Regions from separate parts of the Mus musculus genome. Here region 2 is linked to region 1. A link is a loop called in an ENCODE intact Hi-C map of the cell type or tissue named here. Cell type or tissue: left cerebral cortex. All regions are shown on one strand.

The links. Peaks named below come from ENCODE experiments on the same cell type or tissue, not always from the same donor. Only the 100,000 strongest peaks of a DNase experiment are listed, where the experiment ranks them.
Region 2: it touches region 1 in a loop (2.1-fold over the local background); 7 of 42 quality-filtered maps call a loop at or near these places.

Annotation. Positions count from the first base shown.
Region 1 is chr1:80,583,604-80,586,103 of GRCm38, reverse strand. It overlaps Dock10 (dedicator of cytokinesis 10), which reads left to right. Exons shown (of 56, transcript NM_175291.4): 14 at 1,026-1,108. Among named protein-coding and RNA genes, the nearest start is that of 1700016L21Rik, 140 kb to the right of the region's middle. In left cerebral cortex, no CTCF peak of the experiment used is centred here; no DNase peak of the experiment used is centred here.
Region 2 is chr1:80,721,373-80,723,872 of GRCm38, reverse strand. The region is part of intron 1 of Dock10 (dedicator of cytokinesis 10); the gene reads left to right. Among named protein-coding and RNA genes, the nearest start is that of Dock10, 36 kb to the left of the region's middle. In left cerebral cortex, a CTCF peak has its summit at 1,015 (motif pointing right); a DNase peak (open chromatin) is centred at 1,023.

The sequences.
Region 1 (2,500 bases):
AACTTTGGATATCATTTTAACCCCAAAGGTTGAAGTATTTACAATAACAAAGTTAGGAGTCAGGATCAAGTGAAGGCAATTTGCTAAGATATCAGCAAGCTAACAATGGGCTCGATACCAAAGACAAATGATTATACACTAAATGTAATAATAGTGAAGTGCAGAAGCTAGATATGGAGATAGTGTGAATGGCCTCTGTAGTAAGACGAATGAAGGCTTTCTGTTTTCTTCATTCTATCACCTTGTTATTTCAAATAAGCAAATTATGGATAATCACTGCTTATTAAAAAATAAATAAAAGTATATATTTGCCATACAAAGGAAAGATATCAAGGAAATCAATTGAATTTGAGCATGTGCAACAACTTAGGCTGGAGTTTTACATATTTAATATCATAATGCATAATTATATATTACATATCTATGGTGTGTTACATTCAGCAAACTATCTCTTCAGACCACATCTAGCCTCTTGCCAGCTTTTGTAAATAAGATCTTATTGACAGTCAATGACACCTCATTTATTGCGTAGAATGTGTGAAACCCTGGATTTGCTCTAGCACTAGAAATGGAAGCCCTTCCTGTATCAATGGCTACCTCTTAGCTATAGCACTAGAGTTGAGAAATTGTGGCAGAGAATGCAGGATCCACACAGCCCTTCACAGAAAAAGTCTTCTGATGGGGAAAAGATATGATCTAGTACCAATTGTGAATATAAATTTGATAACTTTCCACTCAAGATTTTTACTTCTCTTAGCTAAACAGAAGGGAGGAAGAATCGCAGGAAGAAGAGAGGAGCGGGTAATAGTTGATATTTCAAAACTAGGGGATGGATGTTCTACATTTAGAATTTTCAAATGAGAAAAGACAGCCAAGAATTCTACAATAACTTGAACACAGAGGGTCTTGTGTATAATCTGTGAGCCAGTAGACAATAAAATGGAAAAAATAATCACTATTATTTCATATGTGTGGTTTGTAATTGGTTATCCCTAATAATATTTTATTTGCTTTTTTCCCTTCAGTTTGCACAAAAGATTCTAAAATCCAATAGGCAGTTCTGCAGCAAATTGGGGAAATATCGGATGCCGTTTGCTTGGGCAGTGAGGTAAGGTCCTACTTTTTGACTCTCAGAATAGAAATGTGCTTACAATCTGCATTAGAAGCTATGGCTTTGAATGCCTGTGGATCATCTGATGCTTTTTGATGAAGCCACACCTAGAGAAATAACACAGTATCATCTTCATAGACATCATCAACTCTGCAGAGACACACTTGACTCATTAGTTCAGGGAGACAGCATACACAAAGGCCCCTACTTCATATTCAATGTAGACACGGCCAGATGTACTGGGGAAACTTACTAGTACAAAATCAAAATCATAGATTTATAATATGTAACTGCTTTAGTGAACACAATCTTTTATCAGTCCAGAGAGCCTAATGGACATAAGATAAGGAGGGATATCGGATACCTTCCTGTGAACCTGCATGCTTTCATTTATGCATAGAGCTCTGCTCTGTATGGATGTCCAAATGAAGCCATCAAGCTGATCATGTAAGCTGTCTTTGCTTTGGATGTAGATTAGTACAGGCAGTTATGTCCCCAGCTGACTCTGATGGAGATGCTGAGTTCTGTATGCTCAAACAGAAGACCACCCTTCCCTAAGTGGGACCCCTGTGGAAAATAGGCTTTGCTTTCAGATCTCCTGACACGTCAACTCCTAGTGTCCTTCGCAGCCTCTTTGCATCTTTACCTAGTATAAGAATTCCTCAAAGGAGGGAAAACTTGGCATAGACTCATGACAAAAACAAAGATCAGCAATGAACAAGCTGATTTAAAAGGGCTTAATTACAGGCCTAGTAGAAAACTTAGCCCCACTTAGTGAATGTTAATAACATTATCCCAAAGGTAGTCACTTCGTTAAAAATTCAAAGCGCAGAAGGAGAGCTGACCTGTTGTGTATTCTTCTATTCACATGGCTTCCACTGGGAAACACATTCAGAGAAAACCCACCAGTGTGTGTCAGAATGTTGTGGTCATTATTTAACATTAAGGACTGAGATATAGCAGTGGTGTGGAGTCCAACACCAGTAATGCAAGAAAATTACTGAAGGCTGCAAGTACCAACTTGCATTCAGACAGTCTTGCAGCAAGGGTGGGTGAGCCAGGCTGCAGAGCCTGGTAACCCAGCCTACCTGTCAAGGTCAACTCTCTGTTTATTGTGTCATTGAACAAGGCTCCTCTTTGGGTCCTGAGTCTCATCCATAGGATGGAGCAGCCAATACTTGCTTCATGGGCAATATCTTCTACTAACTTCTGATGTACAAGGATTTGGTATAAAATATGTCATGGATATTATTTTATCTCTCCATCCCTATCTTTCCTTCCAGAGATAACTAATGGTAGACATGAAAAACATGTTACAGACATTGTCGTTATTACTATTATTGCTGGAGGTCACTTGTCAAGTTCATGTTCACGATCTGTAGCTCCCCA
Region 2 (2,500 bases), 140 kb before region 1:
TCTCTTGCTCTGTGTGATCCAGCATGTCCTTACTTTCAGACCTATGGCTTCTCTCTAAATACCTGTGTTTTTGAAAACAGGACCCATTCTGTGTTCTAGAGATTTGAAGGTGGCATGTCTTGAGGGATAGGGTACCATTCAGCCTACTATAGTAATAACAATGTATTTGTGTTGCAGATTAAATAAGGGAGTGGGAGGATATTGGGAGCTTGAGAACTGCTAGTCATCATTTCATGATTATTAAGTATCTCTTAATATTGCCATTATGACACGTACTTTTGAGAGAACAGGCTGCATTCAACAGGAAGCTCTACTGTGACTCACAGAGAAGCATCTCTGAGACTCCGTTTGGAATGTTTGAAACAAAAGAAAGATGATGCTCTTTCCCCCATAGTTTATAAATCCTTGATCTGACTTTGACAGGGATTTTGGCTATGATGTAATCATCATGGTCATGTGGTCCTCACCATTGTGTCATCGTCTTTGCCATTGTCGTTGTTGTCAGTTGTTATCTGTCCACTTGGTGCAGACCACACGGATCTGGTCATTCCAATTCTTCAGTGAGTACTGAGAATCTAGGACAATCTTAACTCCTCCAGTCCAGGAAGCTGTGAGAAGCAGGGTCTGTCACTCCTCTCCATCTGTGGATATAAATGACTGACTGGCTGAGTGTCTGAACATCCTCCTGAGATATCGTGTAGCCATTTTCAGTGTAACCAGTAGCCTCTGAAACAATGTGTTTCAATATTCTCATTTGTTCAGGAGAACTGAAAAATTAATGAAATCCCTGCCAGGAAAATATTAATGATATGTCTGTCAATAATGGACACTCAGAAGTAGGAGAAGCTTTTTGTCTTAAACTCAGTATGATGCTTGATGCTGCATGCTGTAGCTGCCTTTATCAGCAGTGCAGTTAGGGACTAAGACCTGGATAAATGAGAACATGGGTAAATGGTGTTAGGGATAGCATTACTTCCTTCTTACAAGACAGCTCTTGAAGCGTCCTCTCTGCGTGGACACCAGGGGGCGATGCTTATGTGGAAAATGCCAGCAGAGTTACCTTCTAAGGCTGTTTGCTTCTGAAGCTTGAGCCTCTCGTCTTTAAAGAACTTATTATCTTCATTTTTCTACCCCATAACAGTTATCCAACACACATGGCCAACAGCAGATAGCTTCTTAGACACCACATCTAAACCTCTTGACTGAACTGACTGGCCCTCTATAGCCATGGTGGTCCAAAAGTTCTCTATCCTTCTTAGAATTCAAATGTTGCAATCTTAACACCAAAGCAGTGAAACCAGAAAGATCGAGGGAATGAGAGTCCAGTTGTTAGAGGGCAGCATAGTCCTTATCAATGGACTCAAGCCTGAGGCAGCTGTTTCCAGCAAATGAGAACTTGGATGTTAACATGTGTAACCTAGAAGGCAGATCCCTCTTCTGACTCTAAATCTACCAGTGACTTGGTCCAGGACTTCTCTATCCATTCAAAATATAAACAATCAGTTTATATTGAGTATGACACCCTGTTTGTGGTAGCTATGACAATTGGAATAGAATGAAATATTATCTCTCCACAGTTCAGTGATTAAAACTCTGAAGATAACTCCAGTGCCCATAAAAGTCCTCATCTGCCTGTTGTTTACATGAGATAGCATTAAACCATTTTCAGTAGGCGAGCTCTCCAATTAGCACATTTTGAAGCAAATGAACACAGCTGCTAGTGGTTGGCTTTTCTCCTTAGTAATAGCTTGAATTATCTATGCCTTTCTCAGAGAGGAAGGCATAGAGGCACTAGCTGGCACATCTCAGCCCCTTTATCCAGCCCTGATAATGACATGGACATCCTTGAGACACTGTGAACATGTTAAAAATTCTCTTGGCCTTCTGACAAGTGTGGCACGATAGCTGTCCGTGAATCAAGAACAGGAAATGCTCAGGATGATACCGTCACTTCTTCCAGTTTTGAAGTGTTCTCCTTGAAGTTTTTCATGAAGGACTTTGATAATAATTATGATTCTCCAAGGATTGTTCTGAACAAAGCATTTATTTCTAGATGCTAAGAGAACTTTAACATTCATGAATCTTCCTTTGAGTTTTTAAATGCCAGCAAGAGATGATTAGAAAATGCATCAATGAAACTGAAGTCAGTTTTCTATGATGTGCAAAACTTGTGGGGGGGGGGTGAGGGGGAGAGAGAGAGAGAGAGAGAGAGAGAGAGAGAGAGAGAAATGGATGATTTCAATGTTGTTTTACAGCTGAAAAGACATAGCTCTTGTGGCTTCAAAAGGCTCATCATAAGTCTTCCTTAGAGACACTGTGTTTTTGAACAAAAGGTGTATAAAATTGAAAGTCACATTCTTTTTGCCTTGACAATCCTCTTTGTTTCTATCTCAAGGTCACTTGTGAGTCTAACACTAATTGCTTTAGTGCCATGTGACATCAGACAGGATGCAGTCTGAAGGATGATCCAAGGGATGCTGTGATACTGCACACAATAATG